Regions from separate parts of the Homo sapiens genome. Here region 2 is linked to region 1. The links are chromatin loops, found by intact Hi-C in ENCODE. Cell type or tissue: CD4-positive, alpha-beta T cell. All regions are shown on one strand. Links, peaks and the distances in the headings refer to the core of each region. The heading gives the core; the rest is flanking DNA. Region 1 overlaps HACL1 (2-hydroxyacyl-CoA lyase 1). Region 2 overlaps EAF1 (ELL associated factor 1).

Region 1 (8,877 bases), core at 4,954-7,453:
TTTCCTAAGATATTGTAGAAATAGTCACTTTTTTTGGTAAAAGTACCTAAAATTTACTCTCTTTGCAAATTTACAATACACAATATTATTAACTATGGCTTTCATGTTGTACATTAGATCTCCAGGCTTTATCGTACTTGACTGAAACTTTGTACCCTTTGACCTATCTCCCTATTCCCCCTCCTCCTCCTCATTCCCTCCCCGGTAACTAACTCTACTTTCAGTTTCTAAGAATTGAAGGGGTTTTTTTTTTCCAAGTCTTTCTACCCTAGATCAGCATTAGCTCTACTCAGTAAAATCCTGCAGTGACCTTTTTAAGAAAATGTTTTCAGTAATAATAATGTCATTACCAGCAGTTCATGTTTGCATTTGCCATACCGCCCAAGGCATGGATGAGACCTGGGCCAGAAACAACAAGGCAGACTCCTGGCCTAAAAGCAAAACAGAATTTATTAAAATCAGGTCAAATGTAACAACTGATTCATAACACTTTAGTGTGAAACATGGCAATCTTGGACTTCAAAGGAAGGACATACAAGTCTTTACTATAACTGATAAAACAATTATTAGAATATTTTTAATTAAAAAACAAGGCGATATATATATATCGCGATATATATACATACACACATATACGTATATAGTGTATACACTATATATGTATATAGTGTATATATACGTATATACGTGTATATATACACACACTATATACATAGTGTATATATATACACACTATATACCTATAGTATATACTATATACGTATATATACACACACTACATACGTATATATACACACACTATATACGTATATATACGTATATACGTATACGTATATATACACACACTATATACGTATATATACACACTATATACGTATACATACGTGTATATATGTATACATACGTATATACGTATACATGCATGTATATATGTATACATACGTATATATGTATACATGCGTGTATATATGTATACATACGTATATACGTATACATACGTGTATATATGGATCCATATATACGTATACATACGTGTATATGTATACATACGTATATATATGTATACATATATGTATATATACTCTGGGCACCAGAGTATACTCTATATATATGTATACATACAGACACACGTATACACACACGTGTATACATGTAGACACACGTATACACACACGTATGCATGTAGACACACGTATACATACACACACGTATACATACACACACGTATACATACACTTGTATACATATACACTTGTATATACACTTGTATACATATACACATGTATACACATGTACGCACATGTGTGCGTGTATACACATGTACGCACATGTGTGCGTGTATACACATGTACGCACATGTGTGCGTGTATACACATGTACGCACATGTGTGCGTGTATACACATGTACGCACATGTGTGCGTGTATACACATGTACGCACATGTGTGCGTGTATACACATGTACGCACATGTGTGCGTGTATACACATGTACGCACATGTGTGCGTGTATACACATGTACGCACATGTGTGCGTGTATACACATGTACGCACATGTGTGCGTGTATACACATGTACGCACATGTGTGCGTGTATACACATGTACGCACATGTGTGCGTGTATACACATGTACGCACATGTGTGCGTGTATACACATGTACGCACATGTGTGCGTGTATACACATGTACGCACATGTGTGCGTGTATACACATGTACGCACATGTGTGCGTGTATACACATGTACGCACATGTGTGCGTGTATACACATGTACGCATATGTACATATATACTCTGGGCAAGAGTGAGATGCTATCTCAAAAAAAGTGTATATATACACACACATATACATATATGTGTGTGTATATATACACACACATACGTATATATGTATATATACACACATACACACATACGTATATATGTGTGTATATATACACACATATATATGTGCGTGTGTGTATATATATACACACTTTTTTTTTGAGATAGCATCTCACTCTGTTGCTCAGGCTGGAGTGCAGTGGCATGATCAGGGCTCACTGCAGCCTCAACCTCCTAAGCTCAGGTGATCTTCCCACCACAGCCTCCCAAGTAACCGGGACTACAGGCAGATGCCACCACACCCGGCTAATTTTTTGTATTTTTTTTTGGTAGAGATGGGGTTTCACCATGTTGCCCAGGCTGGTCTTGAACTCCTGGGCTCAAGCAATCTGCCTGCCTTGGCCTCCCAAAGTGCTGGGATTACAGGCATAAGCCAGCATGCCTGGCCCAAAAAAAGAAAGATATCGGATTTCTTGTGAGAAATAAGGTACCTATCATTTTCACACCTTATGTCTCTAACCACTTATTTTGATCTGGACTACATCTGGACTAAATCAAGTTAATGGTATACAGAAGCAAATTTTTGACTGCTGAGTTCATTTTTGTATGAAAAAAGGTTTTTTTTTCATTTCTTAACAAATAAATATAACGTCGACTGATCTTTGATAGGAAAGTAATTCTGAATGCAGTGCTCTGCCCAAAATGTTTTGTGTTTTTTTTTTTGTCTTTTTTTTTTTTTTTTTTGAGACGAAGTCTCGTTCTTGTTCCCCAGGCTGCAGTGCAATGGTGTGATCTCGGCTCACTGCAACCTCCGCCTCCCGGATTCAAGTGATTCTCCTGCCTCAGCCTCCCAAGTAGCTGGGATTACAGGCATGTGCCACCACACCCGGCTAATTTTTGTATTTTTAGTAGAGACGGGGTTTCACCATGTTTGGCCAGGCTTGTCTCCAACTCCTGGCCTCAGGTGATCCACCCGCCTCGGCCTCCCAAAGTGCTGGGATTACAGGCATGAGCCACCGCGCCTGGTCCCCAAAATCTTTTAAAACTGAATTTGAGGCTGAGCACGGTGGCTGACGTCTGTAATCCCAGCATCTTGAGAGGCTGAGGCAGATGGATCACTTGAGTCTAGGAGTTCAAGACCAGCCTGGGCAACATGATGAAACCCTGTCTCTAAAAAATATAAAAACTAGCTGAGTATGGTGGTGCACACCTGTAGTGCCAGCTACTTGGGAGGCTGAGGCAGGAGAATCGCTGGAACCTGGGAGGTGGAGTTTGCAGTGAGCCGAGATGGTGCCACTGCACTCCAGCATGGAGACGACAGAGTGAGACTCCAAATAAATAAATATTGAACTTGAATGTTTTACCCTTCAGTGTGACTTTCTAAGCTTAAACCACTCGGGAAAAAGGTATCTCAATATAATTCAGTTCACCATTTTACACTTATAAAATAATTTCTTAAAAATTTCTGTTTAAGACAGACTTGAAAATAAGTAATTACCACCAAGTAAACTAAACTTCTAGAACAGTACTATCCAACAGAACTTTGTATAGTAATAGAAATGTTCTGCATTTGCAGTATGATACGGTAGCCACTACTGACATGGTTACTGAGCACTTGAAATGTGGCTACTACAAACTGATAAACTATGATTTAAATGTTATTTAATTTTAATTAATTTAAATGTAAACAAGTCATACGGCTCGTGGCTACTATACTTGCCAGTGCAGCTCCAGAAGTTCATTCAAACAGCAAAAATGTTTTAAATATGAACTTTTCGGCCGGGCATGGTGGCTCACGCCTGTAATCCCAGCCCTTTGGGAGGCCAAGGCCAGCAGATCATGAGGTCAAGAGACAGAGACCATCCTGGCCAACATAGTGAAACCCCATCTCTACTAAAATACAAAAATTAGCTGGGTGTGGTGGTGCATGCCTGTAATCCCAGCTACTGGGGAAGCTGAGGCATGAGGATCGCTTGAACCCAGGAGGCAGAGGTTCCACTGAGCCGAGATTGCACCACTGCACTGTCCAGCCCAGATAACAGTGCAAGACTCCATCTCAAAAAAAAAAAAGTATGAACTTTTAACCATTCTCTTAATCATTGTTCTAGCATTTTTTACATTAAGGCATTAATTAATAACTATAATTTAAATGCTTTCCAAGCTAAATGAAAAGATTAAAATATTTGTCATATGTAAATAAAGCGGCAGAAAACAGTGACAATAGTGTTACTTGATGGCCTATTTTTTTCAGGTTCAAATTCACAAGTTCCTTATCACAGAAAAAAAACTATTCTGGTGAGGTCTAGACTTTGAGAATCTTATTAGTTTGCATTTCTTAGCAACTGAATTACTAGTTTCATTTTTGGAAATAAAAAAATGTATTAAAACTAACATATGTGAAAAAAGTATGATACACATTCCTGTGAGAGTCCAAATTCTGCTTAAAAAATACATAGATAAGGGAAAAAACTGGAAGAAAATGACCAATTCTTAACAGTTCTGAGATCATAGGTGATTTTCTTCATCTTTTTTCCTTTTTTTTTTTTTTTTTTTTTTTGAGACGGAGTCTCACTCTATCACCCAGGCTGGAGTGCAGTGGCGCAATCTCAGCTCACTGCAACCTCCGCCTCCTGGGTTCAAGCCGATTCTCCTGCCTCAGCCTCCCGAGTAGCTGGGATTACAGACGCATGCCACCACACCAGGGTGATTTTTGTATTTTTAGTAGAGATGGTGTTTCACCATGTTGGCCAAGCTGGTCTCAAACTCCTGACCTCAGGTGATCCACCTGCCTCAGCCTCCCAAAGTGCTGGGATTACAGGCGTGACCCACCGTGCCTAGTCGATTTTCATTTTCTTCTTTGTGCTTTCTATATTTTCCAAGTTTTCCAAAATGGACATTTTAAAAATGTATTAATTTTTAATAATAAAAAGGGGGTGGTAGTTAGGTAACATGGATACACACTAAAAAATCAGAACGTGTGGAACAGCTCTCAACAGTCACATTTTGAACCAAGCATTTTTGTATTAAGTGTGCTGGGGTAGTTGTGAGATCCAAGACAAGGTATCATACATCAACTCACTATCTGATCACCAGTGATTCACTCTACAAAATGGCAATGTGTTCCACTCTGAAACACTTCTGGTATCATTATTCTTTTGATGTGGTCCTCAGAGAGTTTTAAATGTTTTTTATCCTTTGTTATTTAATATATTTTTCTATAATCTTTCCAAATGAACTCATCCTTCAGCTGAAAGACGTAATAGTTCTACCCCAAAATATTAAAGTAATTGAAGTGAAACAAATTTTAGTTTACCTGCTTGTCAGATATCCAATCGCGGAGGCAGCATAACAAGCCTACGAGAAAACAACACTGGGACTTGAGCATATTGGGATCCTTATAGTACATTTATGACAGCAACTTACTATTAAATAATAGACAAGAACATAGTGGTAAAGGCAGAATTAAAATATTTCCAACCTTAGTAATAAATGTTCTACACATAAATTTCAAATAATGGTTATCTAAATTTTAGTTTTTCAGGAAATTTGTTCATATGTATGTTATTCAAAACATCCTCTTACAATTGCTTAAATATCTGCAGGATCAATAGGAATGTCCTCTTTTATTAACAATATTGGTAATTTGTTTTCTTTCTTTTATTCTTCATCAGTCTCATGAGGGGTTTATCAAATTTATCCATCTTTTCAAAGAACAAATTTTTTTAGTTCTTCGAAAATTTTTGTTGGTTTTTCTCTATTGTTTGTTTTCTATTTCATTGATTTCTGTTCTTGTATTTATTATTTCAGTCATTTTGAATTTGATTTGCTTTTCTTTTTCTAGCTTCTTAAAATACAAATTTAGAACACTGGTTTTTAATTTTCTTTACTAATAATTTGTTTAAAATGATTCCAAGAACTGCTTTAGTTATAGGTTACAAGTTTGAGTTGCATCTTTTCATTATCATTCTATTCAAAATATTTTCTACTTTCCATTGTGATTTCTTCTTCAACCCATTGGTTAATTAGGATCTGTAGTGATACCTCCTTTTTCATTCCTGACATTGGTAATCTGTTTTCTCTTTTATTCTCAATCAGTCTATCTTGAAGTTTATTCATTTTGTTAATCTTTTCAAATATTTACAAAATACCAAAAAGTATGTTGCTTAATTTCCAAAGGTCTGAGATTCTTTTTAGTGATCTCTTATTGAGTTCCACTTTACTTCCACATGGTCAGGTGACATATACTGCACGCTTTCAATCCTTGGCGATTTATTGAGATTTCCTTTATGGCCTGCATATGGATAGTTTTTACCTTGTAACTCTACTTCAGCTCATAATCAGGAAGAGAGGGGGCACTAAATTAAATGCACACAAGATAACCTGGGAAAATGCTGAGTGCTCTCTCAAATTCTTCTTAGTCTGGGACATCATTTTTTTCCCAGTATTATTTCTTCTCATTTCTTTAGAAATAATAATGAATTGCGTATTTCCTAGCCTTCATTCAGCTTTAAATGAAGTAGTATACTGTCTTAAAGAACTCCACATTAACGACATAAATGTGGAAAAAAAAAAAAAGGAAATGTTTATGGATCATAATCTTAACTGGCTCTACTATCATACACCCACTGAGAACCTGCACAAAGACTCTGCTCTTTTCCTGTGTCGCTATTCTCTACTGGCCCCATCTCTCTTTCCTTTTGCACATAAGGCCAAATTCACATTAGGAGAATAAGACAACTCCTAAGAAATGCAGGCATGTAAATACCTGCTGCAATAAGAACACTTTATTTAGACACCCAAAAGAATTGCCCACTTATGATAGCTAGGTAAGAAATGTTGCTAGGCAATGCAAAATATACAACAACACGTAACAAAAAGTATATTCCTCTGGTAGGAAATGTCAAAAGTTGAGAGGTAACTGTTTTGTTTTGTTTTATTTTGTTTTGTTTTGTTTTTTTTTTTTGAGACAGAGTTTCGGAGTTTCGCTCTTGTTGCCCAGGCTGGAGTGCAATGATGCAATATTGGCTCACGGCAACCTCCACCTCCCAGGTTCAAGCAATTCTCCTGCCTCAGCTTCCCGAGCAGCTGGCATTACAAACATGCACCACCACGCCTGGCTAATTTTATATTTTTAGAAACGGGGTTTCTCCATGTTGGTCAGGCTGGTCTCAAACTCCTGACCTCAGGTGATCTGCCTGCCTCAGCCTCCCAAAGTGCTGGGATTACAGGCGTGAGCCACCGCGCCTGGCCATAACTGGTTTTATGACCATAAAAGATCTGTTCCTCTACTAAACTACCTCCATTCACAGGCAGAACAGTGTACATGGTACTTAGAGAGTGGACTCTCGAGCCAATCTGTTTTGATTTAAATCCCAGCTTCCCCACTTTCTACTGTGTAATTTTGGCAAGTTGCTCTAAATCTCTGTTTCTTCATCTATAAAATGAAAATAATTCAAAGCACTGCTGTGAGGATGAAATCAGTTCGTATGTGTAAAACACTCAAAATAGTGCCCACACACAGTAAGCTCTCAAGAACAATGAACTTGCTGACAATCTGCCTACTTGCTGGCCAATTGGTCAGTATGTCTTGATTACTCTATGGATCTAATCAAAGACAATGAAGTCACACCCAACTACATCTTTCTCTTTATCACAAACATGTCCTGAATGCCTTAGCCTGTTTTCATGTTCCCTCTGAATCATTCTGTCACTACCCTTAGTTCAGGTACCATTTAAGTCTTCCTTTGACTACCATAGAGTCAGGATGCTTGAGGGACATATGCACTGGGATGTTCCACCAACATCTCAAATGCATGTGTTCAAAATTGAACATCACCTTTCTCCTCCAAGCTGGCTCTTCCCTCTATATTCCCAGTCTCAGTCACAGACAATATGATCTACACAATCAATCAAGTAAGCCCAAAATCTAGGAATCATCTCCAGAGGAGCCTGCCTCCTCTTTCCTAACTGGTTAATGCCTGCTTATCCTTCAGGACAGCTCAGACATCATCTCCTGTGGGAAGCTGAGCCTGGGTACTCCTTCTCTGGGCTTTATAGCACCCTGGATATCTCTCTATCACAGCACTTACCACCTTATAATACAATTGTCTGTGTCTGTCTCCACAGCTTGGCTGTAAGCCCCTTAAAGCCAGGAACTATCATTCATCTCTGTATCCAGCACCCAACACAGCACATGGGACCTAAAGAACCCTCAACTAAGCTTATAGGGGCTGAAATAAAACTTAGAGACAGAGGTCGTGCTATGTTGCCCAGGCAGCCTCTAATTCCTGGACTTGAGTAATCCTCCTGCCTCAGCCCCCTTCGTAGCTGGGATTACTGGCATGTACAACCATGCCTCGCATCATCTTTCTGAAGTACAAATCTAATTACATCGCCCACCTGTTTAGAAAAACCTTTAGTCTCCCCCATTGCCTACTGTTAAAAAAAAAAAAAAATTCAAACTCTTTTTAGATTTCCCACAACCTCCCCTCAACCTACCTACCAGTCTCACAGCTCACCATGCCTTTACCTACCTTGAGGGAACCACATGAACTAACATTACCTCTACAGGCAATCTTCTCTGTCCTCAAAGAGAACCAGTCACCCCTTCTGTGCTACTACATCTATTGTGAGAGTTATAATAGATGAGTCTTTTTCTGTAAGTCTTACCCTCACCTTCCAGGACTGATCAACGTGAAGATCAAGACTAAACCTCACTCCTTCTTTACATCCCTCTCTCCTACAGGTTATGTAGCACAATCCTTAGTATACAGTACTTAGTCAATAAATGTTTGCTGTATGAAGAAATCAGTGGCAGATATGTCATCTCTACAAAAACAGTTAAGTATAGGTTCCATTCATAGGTCAATAGCTTCATTTTTTCACACAGATGAAAGAACAGAATGTTGTTCTAACAAAGACAAGTAAAATGTAGAAGCAACAGAAACTCAAAACCTCCTAGTTTTAAGATTAAAAAATACAAATCTCAAACCTTGTAGATAAAGAATGTCATTCAATAAAGAATGTCATTCAATAAAGAATGTCATTCAATTAATA
Region 2 (6,375 bases), core at 1,074-3,573, 160 kb before region 1:
CTCTCTGCCCATTGGTCTTTTTTCTGGAGACAGAGTCTCACTCTGTCGCCCAGGCTGGAGTGCAATGGTGCAATCTCGGCTTACTGCAACCTCCACCTCTCGGGTTCAAGCGATTCTCCTGCTTCAGCCTCCCAAGTACCTGGGATTACAAGCATGTCCCACCACACCTGGCTAATTTTTGTATTTTTAGTAGAGATGGGGTTTTGCCATGTTGGCCAGGCTGGTCTCCAACTCCTGGCCTCAAATGATCTGCCTGCCTCGGCCTCCCAAAGTGCTGGGATTATGGGTGTGAACCACCATGCCTGCCTATCTTGAACTTTTATAAAAAAGAATCCACTGTCCCCAGACAGTGTGGTGGCTTTTTTTTTTTTTTTTTTCCTTCAGACAGAGTCTTGATCTGTTGTCCAGGCTGGAGTGCAGCGGCATGATCCTTTTTTTTTTTTTTGGTAGAGACAGGGTTTCGCCACATTGCCCAGGCTGGTCTCAAACTCCTAGACTCAAGTGATCCACCCACCTCGGCTTCCCAAAGTGCCGAGATTATAGGCATGAGCCACCATACCCAGCCATTTTTAAAATTTTCTGTAGAGACAAGGTCTCACTGTTTTGCCCAGGCTGGTCTTGAACTCCTCCTGGGTACAAGTAATTTCCCCAACTGCCGAAGTGCTGTGATTAAAAGCATGAACCACCATGCCTGGCCTCGGTGTGTTTTAATGCAGTTGATACTAAAGTAAAACAGGAAAACAAGAACAAAAATTTATTTGTTTTGAAGGTGAACAGAGGGCTAATTTTCTATGCTTTTCTCTTTTTGGAACCCTGATGAATGTTCTCTCTTGGTACACCTTCCTTTAAGGAAGTTGGAAGGTCTAGAGGTAACAGTGGGGAAGTTAACCTAGTTAATCCAACTATTGTGGACCAGGCAGAGATAATCTCAACCTCAGCACTATGGGCAGTTTGGGCAAGATAAGTCTTCTTTGTGGGAGGTTGTCCTGCACATTGTAGGATGTTTAAGAGCATCCCTGACGTCTACCCACTAGATGCCAGTACCAGTCTCTTCCCACCTCCCCAGCCCCATGACAACCAAAAATATCTCAAGACATTGCCATTATATGCCCCATCTTTAACATAGAGACTGAAGTATATGAAGAAAATCTGGCATTCTAGGTAGTTAGAAAAGGGGTGACCTCAGGATCAGACCCCCCTGAAAGGGTTTCATGGAACCCCGAGTCCTCAGAATAGACTTTGAGGAGAACTGGCCTAGAGATTAGCAATTTGGAAATAAAGAAAATCACTTTTGCTACAAGTGGTATCAACTGGGGTTCTGTTATATGTATTCCTATTGTATTAGATTGAAATGTTAAGTAATTATATTCTTCTAAATTCTGCCTAGTAAACAGGAATCTGGGGTTTTGTAAAGCACGTTAGTTCAGATTTGAAATTTAAGATAACGTGACTATCCTGGACAGAGGTGTGCCAGAGCAGATACTGCATTAGCATATTACTGGTGTTAACAGTATTCACCTTTCTTAATGGGAAGCCTACCGGATATTTTCTTAAGTTGCCTTTATAAAGCAACTTAATGTGATCAGTTCTTCCGAATGGTGATCAGTTATTTTAAATATTTTCTTTTTTTTTTTTTTTCTTTTTTCTTTTTTTCCTTGAGACAGTCTCACTCTATCGCCCAGGCTGGAGTGCAGTGGTGCAATCTTGGCTTACTGCAACCTCCACCTCTTGGGTTCAAGCGATTCTCCTGCTTCAGCCTCCCAAGTACCTGGGATTACAAGCATGTCCCACTACACGTGGCTGATTTTTATATTTTTAGTAGAGATGGGGTTTCGCCACGTTGGCCAGGCTGGTCTCCAACTGCTGGCCTCAAATGATCTCCCTGCCTTGGCCTCCCAAAGTGTTGGGATTACAGGCGTGAGCCACTGCGCCCAGACATATTTTAAATATTTTCTTGCTATTTATTAAACCATTTAAAAGTTATCCAGCTTACTTCTCCTTTGCTCTACCCTAATATGCAGTATTGTTGTGCTTTGTAGATAACCAAAAGCACCATTTTGTTTCAGTGAGCCAATTTGATTTTCTTCCCTAAGTTGAATTAACAAGGTTTTACTGTAGTGTGATAGCCAAGGCAATTAACAAAAAATTATGAGGAAGTCATTTTTAAATTCTGTACTTTTGTTTGATTCTATGATTTTACTTTATTTTTTTTTTTAAATAGGAAATGACTTGCAGTTGAGTGAGTCTGGCAGTGACAGTGATGACTAGTGCTGGATCTTTCGAAACCTACTTTTTGGTGCACAAACATGCCGCAAGACTGAGCTACTTTGGCGTGGAGTCCATTGCAAGAGGAAAATGTTATGGATCAGTGACTGTAGTAGGAGTTTGAGGCTCTGGAACTCTCACATATTCAAGTCTTTAACTTAGTGGTGATGGGTGATTTTCTCGTGTCATTTTTGAACAATCTCATCTTTCAAAGTTTAAGTAGACCTGTAGAAGAGCTAACAGAATTATATTTCTATTTAGTTAAAATTGTTAATGAAAAACAGATAAATGTGCCCTGGTCTAAGTTACTCAAAGGCCATATCTTCACCAGGCCAGAGATTCAGTTTTAAACCTCAGCAGCCATCAGTTTGGCCAAGTGGTTGGTACCAGTGGAATGAAGTCTTTGATGGGTAGGAGAGAGAGGGAAAACCTCAAACTACATCATAGAAGTATGTTAAAACCACTTTAAATTGTTGACACAAAGTGGTAAGGAAGTTTTGTCTGACTCAGCCTGACAAGCCTGGATAGAAATGGACCTCAGAATACAGAATGGAGTCCTTGAGTGTCAGTTGGTGAGGACCATGGAGTCCTGCCAGCTCAACCTGTCATTTACAGACTAAGAAAGGGAAGTACACACCTGGCTTGTGGCCAGTCTCCTGCCCCCTCTCTGGGCTTTCCTCACTGTTCTCTCCCTTGAATCTCATTTGTAGGAATCAAGAGATTCCTATACATGGGACTTTTAGATGTACATTGGCACTTGGATTAGATTCCAAAAGACAAAAGTGTTGGGTGCTTCTAGCTTGAATTCAGTCCCTAAATACATGAGGCTGGGTGAGCAGATGAAACCGGTAGCCACTGTGCTGATGCATGTGACTCCATTCAGTTGGGGATTTTGGTTCCATGTGGATCCATACTAAGTATTCTTCAGTCAGTGGATTTTAGCAAGGGGAGGTAGGAGTGGAAGAGAGGTGTGAAGAAACCTCTCCGAACAAATGAACCAGCAGTAAGTTTCTAAAAATCAGAATCTAGATAGAAGTTCTGCAATATGAAATGAGCACATTCTTTGATAAGGCGTATCTATTCATGCTTTTGTACCACTGTTTTGTACCTGACTCCCTGACCGATTTGTATTTTTTATATACAACTAGAAGGAAGTCACAAGATTGCCTTCTACAGTGTGCCATTTCCAAATGGATCTGTTGTTGGAGGAAACTGGTTGCTAGTCAATGTTCTATATTTAATGAATGTGTGATAAATCATCCTGTAATCAGTATGGAGTAACCTGTTTTTGTAGTTTGGATGAATATGTCCTGAGAAATTTCCATCCACTTTGGTTCAGCGGACATCAAGGTAGTAATAATAATTTTTCCTCCACAGGTCCCTCCACTCATATGGCCTCTCCCTCCCCAGCTAGTGGAGGGGAAGCAGTCTGGACTTAGAAAGGAAATAGGTGGTCTGTCATAGGGGCTTTCATTAGAGTTAAACTTCATAGAGTCAACTGTTTCATCATCATAGTGAGCCCAGAGAGCCACTGCCCAGCAGCATGCTCACACCACCTACCCTAGTGTAGGTAATAGGTCTACGCTAGGACCCCGTGCTGGGCTCTCAGCCCATCATGAGATTTTGGTGGATTTAATGGCAGGTAGGAACTTATTTATAGTGGATTGATAATTGCTTTATAATTCCTTGGTAATGACAGCTCAGGGAAGGTTTCACAAGGTCATGATCAGGAGACTTGAATTGTTACTGGATGTAGGAATTGTTTCACTGCTCTTAACTTGCTCAAACTGGGGCAGGTTCCAGGAACTTGAACTAAAAATATCTATTTAAGCCTCTCTCTCTTTCTCTCCTCCCCAACTTTTTTCTGAAAGCCTTGATTTCTGTAGACAGAACTATGGTTTTTGGCATGTTGGGTCAAGACGTGTTTCTATAGGAAATGCTTGCACGTGGCACTGGCTTGGTGAGTCAAGCTTCCTGAGCTTCAGACCGTTTGTCCTGTCATCTGTCCTGCCCAACACTGTATGGTTTTTCTCTAGCACGGCTTCAATTTTGTTCTCTGCACAAAGCCTTTGGTGGTTCTGCCCTCTGCCCTCCAGCTTTACCCACCAGAGTAAGCAATCTTTTCTTTTTAGAAATCAAGAATTTGGCTTCACAGATGGCTTCTCACAGATGCCCTCCTGCCAGCCAAACCGGACTTGTTCTTCCTGCCTCTGTGCCTTCTCTCATTCTCCTTCTCTCCCTCCATACCCCACTTTTGAGGTTCTGTGGGTACCATCTTTGTGGACTCTTGTCTTTTTTTTCAACCCACATGGAGTGCCCTGTGTGTACATACTGACCTTTTTTTTTTTTTTTTTTTTTTGCTTGAACTCTGGTCGGTATGAGCTCCTTAAAAGCAGGTACTGGGCTGGCTGTGGTGACTCATGCCTGTAATCCCAGCACTTTGGGAGGCTGAGGTGGGAGGATTGCTTGAGTCCAGGAGTTTGAGACCAGCCTGGGCAACATGGCGAGACCCTGTTTCTACAAAAAGAAAAAGGGAAAAAAAAAGCAGGGACTGTCATTCTCATCTCCTCCCTGGGGTATCCACAGGAATGGACATTCAAATGGTTGTAGCCTGGTGGGGTAGAAGGCAGAGAAGACTACCCAGCCAGTGAAGTGCAGAGGATAGACATAGGAAAACATTCCAGGCATTTGGAGACAGCTGAAAGTATCCATGCTGACTTTCATGATTTAGAAGTCTTTAACTGAATTATTAAAATTGCCTTTTTTTTGTGCTGTACAATGTCTACTGTACTGTGGGTCATTTAGATGAGATGAAAAACTTAATTAAATCTGAAGTGTCAGAGGCGCTTAGTAAGCCTTAGTAAAGTTGTGATTGAAGAAACTTAATACAAATGAACTAGAGGTTTGTAATCATGCCACTCACTAACGATTTTATTTCTGTAGCAGAATCATTTTTTCTATGTAAGGTGTTAATGTGTGTGTATGTGCTTTGGTTGTAGGAAAACTTGAAAATTCCAAAATCCTTATTTTCCTATTTGAGAGGCTGGTTCAGCAGGGTGTGTGTGTGTGTGTGTGTGTGTGTGTATGAATGGTATATTTATTACATTATTTTGAAAGAGAATTAGTGTGTTATGTGGATAATGTTATATACAGCCAAAGTGGATGTTTCTATTTGGCAAGGAAGGTAGGATTTCTGAAACTCAGGCCTTAACCAATAGGTTGGAAGACAAGACCAATTGAAGAGTTAGGAAATGTGAGTTTTTGTTACTTCTGTTATTCCAGTCTTGGTTTCATTGTCTCATTCTTTATTTTTAAAATCTTGTGCCTAAAAGTTTTTTTGCTTAATTATGAAGTAGACATGCATGTTTACATTTATGTAAAATATTTGCTGTGTAAAGTATTTTTTGTTTATTCTCTTAAAAGATCACTATATTTAAATAAAAGTGAAGGTCAGCAACACATTTCTTGTCTTGGTGGGTTTCATTTTCTTTTAGAAATCAATGAGCAATATAGGGTTCTTTTAAGAACCTTCTGTGCTTAAGCCTAAATAGCTAACTAAATGGATTCCTTTTTAATTTGGTGTTTATAATCATTAGGAAGTATACCTCAGCTTTTAAAAGGTGTGACATTCAAAACTGAAGGACGAACTTCAGTTTTTAAAAGGTATGAAGTTCAAAACTGAATTACATCTGAGGCCATTTTACTTGGTCTGAGAAGGAGGGCTTAGTTTGGGTCTGAGAACCATGCAACAGTTAAACTGAATCCCTAGACATATCCTATTGTCATTTTAGTTTACCAGATTCCTTCTGCCTGGAATGCTATGCCACACACACCTCTGACTCCCAGCTGACATTTGGCTAGAAATCCTGACCTCCTGCTTCCATTCTCCACTTCTGCTTCAGCAGTGCTCACATTTACCTGTGGTCTTGGCTCCTCTGCTAGACTGTATAAACTTCTAGGTAGGCAGTGGCCATATTCCTTTTTAATTCGCTGTAGTGTCTCTAATGGGTGCTCAATATATTTGGATTGAATTAAATTACGTGTTAAGTCTAGAAATCCTCTGCTACTTAATTCTGCAATGTGCTTGTTCCCTCAGATGGTAATAGGAGT

The links. Peaks named below come from ENCODE experiments on the same cell type or tissue, not always from the same donor. Only the 100,000 strongest peaks of a DNase experiment are listed, where the experiment ranks them.
Region 2: a loop joins it to region 1, with 4 times the contacts of the local background. A loop is called at or near these places in 7 of 110 quality-filtered maps.

Annotation. Positions count from the first base shown.
Region 1 is chr3:15,591,250-15,600,126 of GRCh38, forward strand. HACL1 (2-hydroxyacyl-CoA lyase 1) reads right to left here. Exons shown (of 17, transcript NM_012260.4): 3 at 5,135-5,175; 4 at 351-431. Among named protein-coding and RNA genes, the nearest start is that of HACL1, 5.9 kb to the right of the region's middle. In CD4-positive, alpha-beta T cell, for the core only: no CTCF peak of the experiment used is centred there; no DNase peak of the experiment used is centred there.
Region 2 is chr3:15,436,888-15,443,262 of GRCh38, forward strand. EAF1 (ELL associated factor 1) reads left to right here. Exons shown (of 6, transcript NM_033083.7): 6 at 2,222-5,726. The coding sequence ends at 2,268. Among named protein-coding and RNA genes, the nearest start is that of EAF1, 12 kb to the left of the region's middle. In CD4-positive, alpha-beta T cell, for the core only: no CTCF peak of the experiment used is centred there; a DNase peak (open chromatin) is centred at 2,294.